Linked DNA regions of Homo sapiens: region 1 is linked to region 2. Evidence: read pairs that join two places in POLR2A ChIA-PET (ENCODE). Cell type or tissue: OCI-LY7. All regions are shown on one strand. Each heading gives the region's core, and the rest is flanking DNA. Links, peaks and the distances in the headings are about the cores only.

Region 1 (8,412 bases), core at 1-8,000, 110 kb before region 2:
GAGTTGGCTGCCATCTCCCAGGCTCATGCCGTCACCTCGCCTTTCTTGTTGGAGACTTCAGAGGAAGGATCTGGCCCTCTCATCTCAGGCTGTGGGCCCCTCAATCCTTAACTTTCTTCCATGGACAATCAGGGCCATGGGTGGCCCGGGCTGGGGCTAGGGCACAGGCTCCTTTTTATGTTTGGAGGCAGTGGCAAAAGGACTTTTTAATTTATTTCAGATGAATGTTTTATGGAGAACTTGTTGCAATATGTATAAAAGGGAAATCTCTATTCTGTGCTCATTTTTCTTTCCCATTTTTTTCTGTGGGGCTGGGGCCCCAGAAAAGGTTGTACATAGTCGGGGAGGTGGTCAGAAGTATTTTCTCTTTGGTAAGGACATTGCTGCCAAGGTTTCAAGGTACCCCTTATGCCCTTAGAGGGTGAAGGGACTCTTCCCTCTTCTCTGGATCCCAGAAGGAATAAGCAGCATGGGCCCAGGATGGTTTGGGGGAGCAGCAGCTGATGTTTATTAGAGACCAGTACCCCTATGCCAGATCTTGGGGGCTTTGCCCCCGGAATCTTTTGCTTCAGCTTCAGTCGTCACTGTCGAACTCTGAGGATAGACCCTGCAGCAGGGGCAGGGACATGGAGTGCCCGTCGGGGTCCCTGGGGCCCCCACCCTGGGCTCCTGGTGGAGGGCTGCGGGGGCTGAAGAGCCAGTTCTCTGCCAGGGTTGGGGATAGTCACAGCTTGACTCATGGCTGGTCTTTTCCCCCCCTAGCTTTTCCCTCTGGTCCTCTGTGCCATCCCAATCCCCTTCCTAGGGCCTCCTCATTCCATCTCACCCTCCCCAGTCTCCCTCATTCCATCTCTTTCACCAGAGCCCTGTGCTGAGTAATGGATTCCTCACATACTTAATTCTCATGCCTTCTCCCTCCTTCACTTTGTCCCTCCCATCCATCTCATCATCATTTCCCCTAGTAGTACCTGACAGTATCTGGGGCCCCCTCCAGAAGGGGTTTCGGCCCTTGTAGGAGAATCTGGTGGGTTTGTCCTCTGGCCCTTCCTGGGGAGGTGGCGTAGGTGGGGCTGGGACAGGTGGGGGCACATCAGCAGCTTCAGTTGTATCAGCAGGTGCTGATGTGGGGGCCAGAGGCGGCATGATGCTGAGGTTGGGTCTGACCCAGTTGGCCCCATGGGGCAATGGGTCTTTAGTGAGAGGCTTCTGTGGTCCCAGCACGCCCTTAGACTGCAGTGAAAACTTGAGGCAGGAGAAGGCAACAGGTAATGACCGAAGTAGCCGGAGGAGCTGGGGCTCACGGGCTGTAGACGTCAGCCCCAGCTGCAGCCAGGAACAAGAGAAGACCTGGTAGATGACATAGATGCTGTGGGTGCTTCGGAGCCAGGGAAGAGTCTGCTGTAGGCTCACCTGCCCTGGTGGCAGCAACAGGAAGGCAACCTTCTTGCGCAGGTCACCCATATGTAGGCGGATCTTGCAGGGCTGTCCATCCAACATTCGCGTCTCTTCATAGGCTCTCTCTGCTCGGCCATTTGGTGAGTATTCCCGAGTGCAGTGGGCGAAGGCACCCTCAGATCCTGCCTGCTCCAGGAGGCTTGGTAGTGGCCCCACTGGTTTCAGTGCCCTCCGGCCCTGCCGACCTGGCAAAGCCAGGCGGGTATGGGCTGGGCGGGACTGTTTTACCAGCACACCCAGTAGGTCATAGCAGGCTGCATCTGACAGGAAAGGTACTGCTACTGCATTGGGCCCAAAGTGCTCCTCGATGACCTGCAGGTGGCCAGTTTATAGGTCAGGGACTTAGGGTCAGAAGTTAACTGGTTGCCTACTTTAAATTGACCCCCAGGTTCACGTTCAGTTACATCTCTATAATGTGTTCAGATTTATGCTTTCTGCTTACCTCCCAGCTCTCCGGCAGCAAAACCTTGAATGTTTACGTGTCAAACTATCTAAGTACTGGGAAAACATAAAAGAATGAGACTTTGTCTTTGTCCTAATATAGTTTAGTCTACTGGAGAACACAAAAATGTAAACAGTCTGCTATGTAAAATATTAATAGAGAGCAAGGTGTGAAGGAGACAGGAAGTGATTGAACAGTCTTTACCTTTCATGGAAAGAGGATCAAGGAAGGTTTCTAGATGGTGATACTTGAGTTTTGAAGCAATTATCTAGGTAGGAGAATGGTCAATTCAGGCATAAGAGTCGGTGAAAAAACTTGAATTTACAAATCAAGGGGGGCACATTTAGGAACACATAATTTTATATTGCTGGTATGTATGGTATGAGGAGGGAAAGGCACACAGGAACTAGATTATGAAAGGCTTGTGTGTATGTCAAGTGAATTTTGTCCTGAAGGCAGTGGGAAGCCGCCTGAAGGCCTCTGGGTAGGAGGAACAGGATCAGATAGGTGTTTCTGAAAGCTAATTTTTTTTTTTTTTTTTTTTTTGAGTCGGTTCTCCTTCGTCGCCTAGGCTGGAGTACAGTGGTGCGATCTCGGCTCACTGAAACCTCTGCCTCCTGGGTTCAAGTGATTGTCCTGGCTCAGCCTCCCAAGTAGCTGGAACTACAGGCACCCACCACCACACCTGGTTAGTTTTTTGTATTTTTAGTAGAGATGGGGTTTCACTCTGTTGCCCAGGCTGGTTTTGAACTCCTGAGCTCAGGCAGTCCGCCTGCCTCAGCCTCCCAAAGTGTTGAGATTACAGATGTGAGCCACCGCGCCTGGCCAGAAAGCTAATTTTTAATAGGAAGTCATAAAATAAGAGTATTGCAATACTCCAGGCAAGGCATAATAAGGTCCTGAACTAAAATAGTGAGGGAAGATATTAGAGATATTTAGGTTATAGAATTAGTAGAACTTAGTCACTCAGGAGGTAGGGAAAAAAGAATCCTCGGCTGTGCACCCTGGCTCATGCCTATAATCCCAGCACTTTGGGAGGCCGAGACAGGTGGATCACCTGAGGTCAGGAGTTGGAGACCATCCTGACCAACATGGTGAAACCCTGTCTCTACTAAAAATAGAAAAATTAGCTGGGTGTGGTGGCACACGCCTGTAATCCCAGCTACTCATGATACTGAGGCAGGAGAATTGCTTGAACCTGGGAAGCGGAGGTTGCAGTGAGCCGAGATGGCACCACTGCACTCCACAGAGTCTCAAGAAAAAGAGAAAAGAATCTTTAAGGATTCTTCTTAGGTGACTGGTTACATGGGTGATGTCTTTAATCAATAGTAGGTTACGCAGAAATAGATTTGGAATGTCCATTCTTATACCATATCTCTTACCTCATAGTATATGCCTTCTACCCTAGCTGCAAGGGGTAGTTCTTGTAGGGAATTTGAGGCCTCATCTTTATAATGTTAGTTACGGTATACTTTCAGGGATTTTAGTTAATCGTGTGTGTGTGTGTGTGGTTTGTTTGTTTGTTTGTTTGTTTGTTTCATCATGGCCTTTTTGGGGTTGGTAACCCTGGAAAGTTTATTTCATGACTAATTGGGAAACCTATAAGAGCCTCTCTAGTAATTGTACTTAAGTATGGTTTCAACCCATTCAGGATTTTGTGGCTGATGTTTCTGGTTCTCTGCTCTACTAGGGAGCAAGGGCACACAGAATTTCCTCTTTGGGCATCTCTTATATTTGAGCCCAGTGCTTACAGTGCTGTACTCTACTCCCTACCTCCAGGACCAAATTTCGCACATCTATGCCCCTACTGATGGCATTGCCCTCTTTGTTGGCCTTCTGGTAGAATTCACCAGTGGCTCCTTAAGGCTGATCTGCTTTTTCTACAAAGCTGTTTTGGAAGTACTGCCTCCTAGCATAAGAGGAAGGTAGCTAACTATGGAGTTGCATCTGCACCTTGGATAAGCTGAGGTAGCTTGTAGACTACTGTCTTGTCACCTGGCTGAAGGAATAACTGATGTTCTTTTGTGGTCTGCATGGGACAGTTTCCCATCATTCCTTCTCCTTTGCTTCACTGGAAAACACTTCCTTTTGGGTGGGGCTCTGAGAAGGACCAGTTGCGTTTCCAGGGAGAGAGCAGAACACTGGTGGGTTGACATTTTTGGATGCAATGCTTTGCCCCATGACCATGAAATCAGAGGCACCAAGCATGACATCAGAATCTCACACTAACTGCTCCTTTGGTGTCAAGGATCCTACACAAATAAGACAAATGGGAGTGTCTCTAGAAGAGGCCCCTCTGATAGGAGTGTGACATTTAATATATCTGGTGCTTATTATCCAAGTTTCTGCTAAAAGGGTGAATCTCTGGTTTAGCTGGAGGCTCTTTATTCCCCATACGCTCTTCCTATATGCTGACAGGCATTAAGTTGTCTAATTCTAACCCTCCTTAACCTTGACAGCCACAGTGGTTATCCTAAAATAGGAAAAATAAGGAGCTCGGTTCTTTGTTAGGGAGACTGTGTTCTTGGTAGAATCACTATTTAAGACTACTATGTGCTCCTACTGAACTTCTGCTTCTTCATAGAAATTATATGGACCTTAGGCCCACAAATTTAGGTTTTCCAGGGGCATCCCAGGAAAGTGATGGTGGAATATTGTTTTCCTAGATGTCTCTTGGTTGCTTCAAATTCTGAATGTGGAGCTCTTGAGCCACATTCTGTTTAGCCAAATGTTTTTACCATATGTTCAGTAAACTGTCCGTGGTTTTGGACACAGGAAACCAGGTCACTTAAAGGTGACCTAATCCTTGAATTTGCCCCGTAATGCCAGTGATTTATCCTGCATATCTCTACCCCGATTTTCCTGACAATTTTCAATTTAAATAGGATAGTGAGTTTTTCTGATACTCAGAGATGGCATAGCTTTCTAATAGTGGGAGACTGTTTATTTTCAATCTAATTCTGCTTGATCTAGTCCAGGACCAACCTTCTACACTGCTGAAACCAGTTGCTCTAATACTTGGGAAGACCTTGAGCTCTCCAGTTTTTGCTTCCCTGGGAAGCTGGCCTTTGTGGTAAGCAGCTACCCTATTTGGAATGGAAGCAGCATGCCATTAAATCTTCTTTGAGTGTGGTAGGCACTGCTTTAAGATTTTTTTTTTTTTTAAGCCTGGTAGGCTGACTTCTATGAATGTTTTAAATTCACCTTCCTTCAAATCACATAGAATCTGATTCTAAATTCTCTGATCTGAAATTTCCAGTCTGCAGCTGAAAAGTGATTTGGTAGGATTTGTTGGATATCTGCAACCCAGATACAGCTGAGATTGTCCTGCTCCTTAAAATATACAAATTTGCCTCAAAATCCAAATTTCTTATTTTGTGGAAGTTAAGGTGGAGGAGATCTGTGAAAGAGTTTCAGATAAAGTTCAGATTCTATAGGAAGCTGGTTCTATAGGAAGTCCTGGTTCTAAGACTAGCCCCTATATCTCTTTGGCTTTATTTTTACCACTGCTTCTTTGAACTCTGCTCTAGAAGATTATTAGGAGTTCTCAAATATGAGTTGTTCTTTTTCCTCTCCTTGTTTTTACAAATACTCTACATTTAATTACTATTAAATTACTATACACTCACCACCCTCCCATGCTCATTAATTCAGGTATTTATTAAGCACTTTTTGTCAGGTTCTCCTCTCCCTCTTTGTGTGAATAACTCCTGCTTGCCTAGCTAGAATGTCACTCTTTCCAGGAAGCCTTCCTGATCTCCTGTCTCACCCCTGACTTAGCGTATCTCCTCTTTGCTCATAATTCCCTATACGTTGCTTTTCAGTGAACCTTTTTTACTGTTTTTGTAGTTGTCATTAAATGGGGCGGTTCGTGCCAATAACTTTACTGCAGTGCCTGGCACATATGGAAGCAGTGAGTAAATGTTGGTTATTATTGTTTTCAGACTTCCCACCCCTTCCTACTCACAAGCTGCTGAGACCCATGCAGGTCACACTTCGTTGCTTCCTCTTTAGCCTCCTTACTTTACCTACCTTATCCTTGATGAGGGTCCAGGTGGCATCAGCTTCATCCAGTGTCAGCAGGTTGGGGGTACCCACCAACATGGTGGGGTATGGGAGGGATTGGGCAGGGCAGTGGCTGCTGCAGGAACCCCAGGCAGCCCAGGGAGGTGAGACCTGAGGTCTTGGGCCCTAAACCACTGCATGACATCATAGAGGTCCTGCTAGATAATTGTACCTTGGATAGGGGGAGGACAGTGACTTTCCTAGCTTCACTGCAGTCTGTAATTCTTACTCTTGAGTCACCTATCCATCCTCCTGCATTAGGGGAAGAAAATGCAGGGTCTGTTAGGGTGTGTTTGTATATGTGTATGTGTGTGTGTAGTTCTTGGTCTGAGTTCTTTAAGGAAACAGGATCAGGCCTCTCCTCCCTTCAGCAGCATCTCTGAAGCAATTTACTATCTTAGCTGCAGATGCTTCTCTGTGAGGTTGGATTGGGGTCCTAAAGGACACGGGAGAAGTACAGTTATGAGCCACCTAACAGTGTTTTGGAAAATGATATGTGACTGACAGTGGTCTGACGCCATAAGAGTATAATGCCATGTTTTTACTTTACTTTTTCTATGTTTAGGTATGTTTTGATACACAAATACCATTGTGTTACAATTTCATATAGTATTCACTACAGTAACATGCTGTACAGATTTGTAGCCCAAGAGCAATAGGCTATACCATAGAGCCTAGCTGTGTAGTAGGCTATACCATCTAGGTTTGTGTAAGTACACTCTATGATGTTTGCGCAATGATAAAATTGCCTAAGGATGCATTTCTCAGAACATACCCTGTTGTTAAGCAATGCATGACTATATAGATCAGGGCTTATACTGAGAACCAAGCAGTGGTCCCAGCCTTGGCTGCACTTTGGAATTGCCTGGGAGCTTAAAAATTACTGTTGCCTGGATCAATTACTGGTGCCAGAGATTCTGATTTAATTGATCTGGGGTGTGCCTGGGCATCACAATTTCTAAAAGCTCTTCAGGCAATTTTAATGCATAACTTACGTTGAAAACCATTATTAATGGGTGGGTTACAATTGCAATGAAAACCAGGTGTGTGTAGGAGGTTGCTGTGCTGAGCAGTGTGACAATGTGGAGGGTAAGAATATAATTGGGATAATGTTGCCTTAGTAACGAGAGAATTTTCAGGAAGCCAGAATTACCCAGGTAAATTTGAGAAAAAATTTCTTCATGCTCCACTCCCTGTCCTAGTCTGATTTGTGCCTAGTAGCTAGATAAGAGCTGGAATATTAGCTATGTGTTATCTCCTTTGCGTCTTTGTCCAGAGATCTCAACTGTGTTTTGCTAAAGAAGAACCATTCTAGAGAGCCTTTCCTGTAGTTAACTTTTCTACTCCGTACCTTATCTGTTCAAGGAGTCCTTTCTCTGAGTCCCTCTGGAGAGTCTCCTTTGTGCCCAGGAATACCTCTTGTGTGTAGGAGGTATCCTCCCCTAGCCCAGCCCGGCATAGCTCTGTAGAGCAGTCCCACAAAGTTGGCTGTCATCGGAGCTGGCTGAGGTGGTATGAGTGGGGGCATAGGCAAAGGTCCTGCAGTGGTGGGAAAGAGTGTTAGTAAAATTTTCCTAAAGGAGATGTAACTGGCCTCGGGAGGGCAGGTCTCCTTAGATAAAGCTATGAATATGGGTGCTGGGTCTTTGAGCAAAGGTTTTACAGTGGGTGTGGTCCTATTTTCCAGAGAGGAATTAATATCAAACATTTCCAGGAGAGGAATTATGCCAAATATTAATATTGAGCTCTTTTGTGCTAGGAGCTGTGCAAAATACTTTGAATTCATTATATTAATCCATTTGGTATCCTCTTGAAGTAGTTACTACTATTATCTCATTTTACAAGCAAAGAAACAGGTTCAGAGAGGTTGAATAATTACTCCAAAGCATATAGAGTGAGTTTATAGAGGATCTAGGATTCAGGTAAAAGTCTGCTTGACTGAACCTTTAACCAACACGTTCCTTTGGCTCACTTTAGTGTGTGGTGGGAGGAGTGTCTGCCAGATGGAAAGTACCAAGTGGTTTAGTGAAAAGGAAATGGGCAGGATAAGAGAGGAGCCACGATGGGCCGAATCAGAAACCCCAAGTTTCTTATTAAGACAAGTGAAACCAAATTCCTTCCTTTAGCACATTTTGATTATGGTTGACAAAAAGAGGTCACCTGGTGTAGTATAGCTGCACCTCTGTTCTCTCCAGGAAAGAATTCTGAGTGAGGCAGGTGGAGATAGAGCAAGAGAGAGACATACACAAGGACAAGAGACATAGATATGGGATAAAACTGACAAATGGTGCAAGGAGACAGAGATGCAGTGGTACAGAGACAATGAGAGTGACTGATAGAGAATGGTGTACATCCAGATCCCGAGGGGATTCCAGAATGAGAAGGGGAGGGATGAGGTAGGTGCAGGGATGGTGGACTGTGGTGACTTTACCACTATGCAGTCTATGCAT
Region 2 (8,417 bases), core at 266-8,265:
TTTTTGTATTTTTCTGTAGAGATGATGTTTCACCATATTGCTCAGGCTGGTCTCAAACTCCTGGGCTCAAGTGATCTGCCCGTCTTGGCCTCCCAAAAAGCTGGGACTACAGACATGAGCCACTGCACCAGGCTACATTTAAACTTTTATGTAGTCCTAACATTTGCACTTTTAAAATTAATTATTTCATGACTAGTAAGCTTTTAATAATGTAAACTCAGTTTTGTTTTTGTTTTTTTTTTTTTTTGAAACAGTCTTGCTCTGTTGCCCAGGCTGGAGAGCAGTGGCATGATCTCAGCTCACTGCAACCTCTGATCCCGGGTTTAAGCAATTCTCCTGCCTCAGCCTCCGAAGTAGCTGGGACAACAGGCGTGCAGCACCACGCCCAGCTAATTTTTGTATTTTTAGTAGAGAGAGGGTTTCACTATGTTGGCCAGGATTGTCTCGATCTCTTGACCTCAGGATCCGCCTGCCTCGGTCTTCAAAAGTGCTGGGATCTCCCAAAGTGTTGGGATTACAGGCGTGGGCCAACACACCCTGCCAAATTCAGTATTTCAATAACCATTTGTTTGCATTTTCTTTATAAAAATTTATTAAAAAAATAATTTTTAACTGATAAAGCGAGAAAGTCTCTAAATTAATATTCCCCCGCAAATAACTAGACCATTGTTCCAGTACCATTCAGTAAATAACCCCTCTCTTCCCCATTAGTTTGCAATGCCCTTTTTTTGTCATATATTAAATTTTAAAATATATTCAAAGATCACTGCCTGCCTGCACAATCTTTTCTGGTTTTAGTGCATGTACCAATTGAATTAGTTTATTTGCTATTTTGTAGAAGAGATTCTTATTACTAACTTCAAATAACTTTTTAAAAATTAATAAAAAACTGGTTGTAATTTTTTGAGTATTATATTAAAACATGTAAATCAATTATGGAAGAAGTGATGTCATTATCTCATTGATTCTTTCCATTCAGAAGTATTATGTTTTTCCTTTCTGTCATAGGTATTTTTGGATTTTTTTTTCCATTATTGTTACCTTCTCCCTCCATTATACTTTCTAATTGGCTATTGTTACCTAAGAAACCTGATTATTATAATTTTAAGGAAATGTTTTCCAAAATACAGTTATTTTACAGTAGTACTTTCCAAAGCTAGCAGCTTTTTATTAAATTATTGTCTCTTGCAAATTTTCTGTTTTTGGAAGAAAAATGTATTACCTATCATTACGATAGTTTTGAATAATGTACACTTTTATTTTTATTTTGCATATTATTACAATATTTAGAATTTTCAAAACTATACAAAAGAAATGGTGATAGTCAACATCTATTCTAGCTCTGAACTTTAAACCCTCTCTAGAGCTCTCTCTCCTACGGCACTGGCTAGTCCTTTTCTGGTAAACGTTTTTATTTATTTAGGTGATTTGATGTTTATTTCTAGTTCTTAATTTTTTTTTTAATTGGGCATTGATGAAATCAATAACTATTTTCGGGAGTCTCAAATGTGTGATTTAAGTGGCAGGATCTCCTGCTTTCACCATTCCTTCAGTATTTATAGAGCTCTTCCTCTGTGTCAGACTCCATGAGGCAGGAGTGTGTACTTCCACTGGTAGGGAAGTTTCCAGCATGTCCAGAAAAGACCTCAGATTCATTTTTCTCACTTTTTTCTCACTTTTTCTCCAGGTCTCAGGTCTTTGTCTCTGCACAGGTGAGGATCTTGAGGGAAAAGAGGGCCAGAGTTGGAAGGATCAAACTGAGAAAGCCAGGGAGGAAGGAGAAAAAAAGGCAGCAGCAACCAAGACAGAGACCTATGAACAGAAAAGGAAACAGCTTCTCATCTCTGGCCTCTTGGTTCCTCCCTGCTAGGAGATCCAGGACAGATCCTTTCTAAATGGAATTGCTTTCTGTGGCTGCTTCTGTTCTCTTGGCTACACCTCTCTTTTATCACTTTGTTGCTGAGAGTACGTCTCATTCTCTCCCGTGGGGTTTGGGCTATTGAACAAATTGGAGCACCAAGATGCCCTGGACCTTCTTTGCTACTCCCTATGTGCTCCATGAGGCTTCCTCTAATTTTCTTCCTGTGTGCCTCAATACTTGGAGTTTTCTCATCACCACCCCAAGTGACCTCCCCATGATTTTAGAGGAGTATCAGACTCAACTTAGGGAACAGAATTACTCAGCCCCTAGTCCCATGGGAAGCACTCTTAGATAGTCTTCTGTGTCATGATGAAGGGTTGGGAGGAGGTGTCCCTCCTTCTGGTGTGAATCCCTGAATGTCTGTTCCTCTCCCCAATACAAACAGCTCAATTCAGCCTCTTCAGGAGCCATTTTCCAGTGGATGTATTTTCTAGTCTATACTTCATGTTTTACCACTTCCTTTATCGTGGGTTTTCTCTCCATATACACACATATATAAAATGCAGATGCCCCCTTTGTTGGCTATTTCCTGTCTGTCTCTCCAGATGTCTTTCCCACCTTGCTCTGTATCCACAGAGTTTAAAATCTACGGCCTCTGGTTTATTGTTGGATTTGGCCAGGGGGAGGCACTGGTGGGAGATCAGAGGGCAGCAGGGACTATAAGTAGAGGATTTATTTTTCTGACTCTCTTCCTATTGGCTCACTGTTTGACAGTGCCTGTGTTTCTCTACTAAAAACCACTGATCCTGTCAGGTGGTTCCCCTCTGCATAGCTCCTGTCAGTATTAAGAACTATTTCTTCCCACTGCTTTTCAGGCTTAGAAATGGCAATGGCTGTTTAAAAATTATTTGTGTGTGTGTGTGTGTGTGTGTGTGTGTGTGTGTATGTATGTATGTGTGTGTGTGTATATATATATATATATATATATATATATATTTGAGGTGTATAGCATACTTTGATATATATATGCATGTTGATTATTAACAGTGAGGCAAATTAACATTCCACCATCTCATGTAGCAACTTTTCTGTTTTTTTTTTTTTGGTTTTGTTTTTTGTTTTGGTGGTAGGAGGACCTAAAATCTACTCTCTGGAGCTCCAGAGTTTGGTGCATATATATTTAGGATTGTAATATCTTCTTGTTGGATTGATCCTTTTATTGTTATATAATGACCTTCTTTGCCTTTTTTTTTTTTTTTACTGTTGCTGCATTAAAGTCTGTTTTATCTGATATAAGAATAGCTGCTCCTGTGGACTGTTGGTTTTCATTTGCATGCAATATCTTTTTCCATCTCTTTACCTTGTGTCTATAAGAATCCTTATGTGTTAGGTGAGTCTTTTAAAGACAGTAAATATTTGGTTTGTGAATTTTTATCTATTTTATCAATCCATATCTTTTAAGTGAAGCATTTAGACCATTTACACTCAACATTAATATTGAGATGGAAGGTACTGTTCCATTCATCATGTCGATTGTTACTTAGATACATTGTTTTCTTCATTGCATTATGGTTTTATAGGCCCTGTGAGTTTTATGCTTTCAAGAGGTTCTATTCTGATGCATATTGACTTTTGGTTTCAGGATTTAGAACTTCTTTTAACATTTTTATAGAGCTGGTTTGGTGGTGACAAGTTCTCTCAACATTTGCTTGTCTGAAAAATACTTTATTTCTTATTTATGAAACTTAGCTTTTCTGGATACAAAATTCTTGACTGACAGTTACTCTGTTTAGGAAGGCTAAAGATAGGACCTCAATCCCTTCTGGCTGAGGTTTCTGCTGAGAAGGTTTCTGCTGAGAAGTCTACTGTTGGTCTCATAGGTTTTCTATTACAGGCTACCTGATGGTTTTGTCTTACTGCTCTTAGAATTTTTTCCTTCACATTGACTTTGGATAGCCTGATAATTATATGCCTTGGTGATATCTTTTTTCCAGTGAATCTCCTAGGAGTTCTTTGGGCTTCTTGTATTTGGATGTCTAAATCTCTAGCATGGACAGGGAAGTTTTCCTCAATTATTTCCTCAAATAATTTTTCCAAACTTTCTGCTTGTTATTCTCCTTCAGGAATACCAATGATTCTTAAGTTTGGCTATTTTACATAATCCCATATTTCCTTAAGACTTTGCTAATTTCTTCTCTTTATTTCTTTATTTTTGTCTGATTGGGTTAATTCAAAAACCTTTTCTTCAAGCTCTGAAATTATTTATTCTACTTCACGTAGTTTGTGTTTAAAAATTTTCTACTGCATTTTGTAATTACATAAATGTGTCTTTCATTTCCAGAAGTTCTGATTGGTTTTTCTTTAAAATATCTATCTCCTTAGCAAGTTTTTCCTTCATATTGTGAATTTTTAGATTTATTTGTTGGTTTTTACCTTTCTATTGTTTCTTCTTGAGTAACTTAATAATCAACCTTTTGAATTCTTTATCTTGCATTTAAAGGATTTCATGTTGAGTCGGATCCATTGCTGGAGAGCTAATGTGATCTTTTGGGAGTGTTATACAACCCTGTTTTGTCATACTGCCAGAATTACTATTCTGGTTCCTTCTCATTTGGGTACACGATTTTTTTCTAATTAATTTTTGAATTTATTTTGGATTCAGCTGGTTTTTGTAGTTTCTTTTTTTCCCCTTGAGGATGTGAGTTTAATGATTATAGTTTTTGTAACCTAATTTGGCTCTGGGTGCTTTCTGGAATGAAGACTCTGTACAAGTTCCGTGGTTATAGAGAGTCTTTGTATAATGGCTTTTTCAGATGCAGGTTGCAGTAGCAATGTGTTTGGTGTGTGAGCAGGTTCGCTGTCTCCTGTGGGTTTGGAATGATAGAGATCTCTTGAAGCTTATCTTGTTCCCCAGTAGTGTACACTATTTTTAATTTATTTTCCTCCCAATATTTTATTTACTGGGTTGAACAGCTCAGGCTTCAGGGCAGTAGGGGAGGTGTCCATAGGTAAAAACTTGCTTGGATAAAGCAGGTGGGTAAATACAATACCCCATGATGGGCAGAGGTTCCAGCCTTGACAGAGGCAGCTGGGGGAGTTCTCAGTGAAAAGCACTGAAGTCTTTTCAGGGGAAAGGGAGGGAGCTGCCTCAGCTCCCCTGCCAGGCCAGCAAGAAAGTCTTTCACCTCCTGGTCACACTCCTGACCCAGTGAGCTGGCTATTCAGATCAGACAGGCACCACTTTTCATCTGCAATGATGTTGATATTCCATTTAGAGAGGGATTGGGACTCTATCCCCTCATAGCAATCCTGAACCTGGAGGGCAATTCTCCTATGGGTATGTAGTCACTTTGAAGTGTTCCTGAAAGGTCGACAACACGTGCAACCACACTGAGATCTCATGGGAGAAACTCTATCTGTGCCTGCCATGGTGAGTGATGGGGAGAAAAGTGTCTTTTTCCAAGAACTTTCACGAGCACCAGGGTTGCCTGACTATTAGGGTAGAGCCACAGGCCTTCTCCACTAAACCCAGCACTGCACCTATGCCTCTGCTGAAAGAAACTTCCCATAAGTGGAATGTTCTGGGACTCAAGACCTGCCATCTGATTTTTTTTTTTGTCCCATGGGGTACTCCCTTGATGTTGTGCACTCCTTCTTCCCCTAGAATTAGAAGTTTCTGGGGGCTGGACTACTGTGAATGCTGCTGGTCCTCTTGGTGCAGCCAGCCAGTGGGGCTGCCACATTCCAGGACAGCGCTGGGAAATGTCTGCAAGAGATCTAGTTATGTGACCTCTCCTCAAGTCTCCCAGAAGCGGGTACCAGCAGCAAGTCTGATGCAGGTGGCCAGGAAGTGATGTAGGCTCTGTGATATTCTTGGTTATAAATAGCCTTGGTGTGTTGGCTTTCTCAAATGCCAGCTGTAGTAGTAATGAACTGGTCATGTGGACAGACTCAGGACCTCCTGGTTATCCAGGGTAATGCAGGCAATAGTGATAGCTGAGGTCACATACAAGTTTTCTCCTTCTTGGGCACTGTTATTCTGCCTGCAGATGCTGTAATGGACTGTGTTGGTTGGCTTCCATCCAGGAAATGGCACTTGGAAAAGAACATCAGCTGCAGAGGTAGCGGTGGAATTTGTGCTTGCCTTATGTTACCCAGGAGAGATACTGTGGTGTCTCAGGGAATGGATAGGTACATAAAGTTCTTTAAAGGTTCTGTCCTTTGTGTTAAGCTACCAAGGCAGGTGGAGAGGCAAAGCCAGGTGGGGAGGCAAAGCCAGTGGGGGCTGGGTCAGATAAATCCATGCTCTGTCTCTCCACATGCAGGCACAATCAGTGGCCCCATTGAGAATTGGAGGGATTTTTCTGTAGCCACTGTGGTAATGTTCCAGGGAGGAGCACATCTGTCTCTTCTGCACAAAATACTCCACACAGAGAGTGGGGATTAGCAGGTGGCAATAAGCCCCACCCAGCTCCCATATGCATAGCAAGGCAGGTCTCATACCCTCAGTGTTCCACTAGCATCAGCTAGCTAGGTTCCAGGCAGTCTGCACTGAGAACTCAAAACTGCCCCAGGCCACAAGCCTTCCAGGGGGGAGACAGAAACTGCAGCTTTCAGGTCATGCCCCTCCCAGTATGCCCATGAATCCGGGGCACCCAGTTTCTATGCAGGTAGCTACAACCCACTTCCCACTCGCCCCTCAGTTCAGGCCAAGGAAGTTTGTCCACACTTGAGATTATATCATGAAGCTCAGTTGGGAGGTTCTCTCAACATGTGACTGCTGCCTGAGTTAACTGGCTGACTTCTATGGGGTCCCCTGTGAGGTAAGTCCTAGAGTGGCTTCTTTCCATCACCTCTGGAGACTGGGAGTGCATGTAAAGCACGTTCTGATGTTGCTCCTTCTCATATACTCTGGACTGCTCGCTAAGCTCCAGCGCTGGGTAGGGTTAAGGCCTTCCCCTGTGGTCTGGATTGCCAGGTTCTCCAGTGGGAATTTATATCCCGAAGGCAGTTTATTCCCCTCTCACACTCCGGGGATTTACAGTTTTCTGCCTGGATCACAGTGTAGGCTGTAGCCCACCACTTCTTTCAGAGGGTCTGTGGTTTTCTTCAGTTTTTCTGTTAAATTCCAGTGTTGCTTCTTGGAAAAAAGTTCACAGCATGAATCTCTACTCACTGTTTTTCCTTTCCAAGTGGGAGAGGCATGCTAACAATGCCTCCAGTCTGCCATCTTGGAGATATTATTGGATGGAATTGTGTTTCTCTTTTCATCATTACTTTAAATTGTCAGATAGCAGCAACTGTGCCTGTTTTATTCACTGTTTTATTCCTAGTATCTTTCAGGGTAGCAAGCTGATAATAGATGTTCAATAAATATTAAGTTGGAGTCATATTTTCTCTTAGCTGCCATAATGCCATATCTTCACACTTTGTTATGTATAATAATATACAGTAAACATATTGATATTGAATCCAAATACTTTAATAAACTCTCTTTTTAATGCTACCAAATTCAGTGCCACACATTTTCATTTGAGATAGTAGTTGCGTTTGAGAGGTAACTAGAAAACAAATGAAAATTAAGGACTCTTCATTTTCATTTGTTTTCTAGTTACCTCTCAAATGCAAGTACTGTCCAGTGTTCTGGTCTCTCTTCAACCCACATTATTTTCTTTGGTAATATCCATTGCTATGACTGACAATAAACATCAACCAGAAATTATTGAAAACTTTTATGGAGACATATTTCTATGCCAATTTGTTTTGTACTTTGTCTGTCCTATCAAGGGATGGGCTTTTTTATCTGTTCCTTGAAGGGGATTGATTCATGATGCTAGAAATCAGATAATAAAACTTGTACATATATAGGTGTTAAGTCCATTTAAAGTATCAAGTCCAGGCTGGATGGTGGAGATTAAGAAGATGGCACAAATCCTGAAAGAGAAAGGTTCAGGTTATTAGGAAAGAAAGAATTCATAAGACAGAGGTTGAGTATAACATCTGTGGATATTTTGGAGATTAGTTACTATGGACTGTGGTGACAAAAAAATCTCGTCTTATTAACTTCCTGTATGAGTAGTGTTGAAACAGAAATTATGTTTTTAAAGGAAGTTTGAATTTCCTGATTTATGACAATCTTATCTATTGAGTGAGAGGCCCACATCCTACATATGAGTATAAAGAAACTCTGTAAAGCCCTACAAACTAAAGAGTGCCCCTTTCTTCCTATCACTCAGACTTAATAAGATACAATAAAATTTTGAAAATAAACTGGCTAAGATTTGTATGGCCAGGCATTTTGATCCAAGCCTTCATGAGTGTTAAGAGTTACAATCAATAGAAAACTTGGGACTATTGGCTTGTGAAAAAATAAAGGGCAGATTCATGAAAATTGCTTATACTCTAATGCCTTCCCATCAGCATGATATTCATAAATTTGATAATATATAATGAGATTATTGTGATTTCATTCACATGTTTGAAAATTCCTATTGACATATCTGGAAAAGCTAACCTATAATCTGTAGCCTGGTGACAGGTTTTACATCAAAGTTCA

Evidence for each region. ChIA-PET counts read pairs that join two places held together with the same protein. Peaks named below come from ENCODE experiments on the same cell type or tissue, not always from the same donor. Only the 100,000 strongest peaks of a DNase experiment are listed, where the experiment ranks them.
Region 1: POLR2A ChIA-PET joins it to region 2 with 13 read pairs; 2 of 35 experiments call an interaction of 5 or more read pairs at or near these places.

The regions. Positions count from the first base shown.
Region 1 is chr11:6,203,205-6,211,616 of GRCh38, reverse strand. C11orf42 (chromosome 11 open reading frame 42) reads right to left here and starts at 6,060. Exons shown (of 3, transcript NM_173525.3): 1 at 5,930-6,060; 2 at 969-1,767; 3 at 482-705. The coding sequence starts at 6,001. The coding sequence ends at 575. FHIP1B (FHF complex subunit HOOK interacting protein 1B) reads left to right here. Exons shown (of 12, transcript NM_001098794.2): 12 at 1-272. The coding sequence ends at 111. In OCI-LY7, for the core only: no CTCF peak of the experiment used is centred there; no DNase peak of the experiment used is centred there.
Region 2 is chr11:6,093,941-6,102,357 of GRCh38, reverse strand. No RefSeq gene overlaps it. Among named protein-coding and RNA genes, the nearest start is that of OR56B4, 9.5 kb to the left of the region's middle. In OCI-LY7, for the core only: CTCF peaks have their summits at 2,328 and 2,528 (motif pointing right); a DNase peak (open chromatin) is centred at 5,737; H3K4me3 peaks cover 1,237 bases; H3K27ac peaks cover 1,061 bases.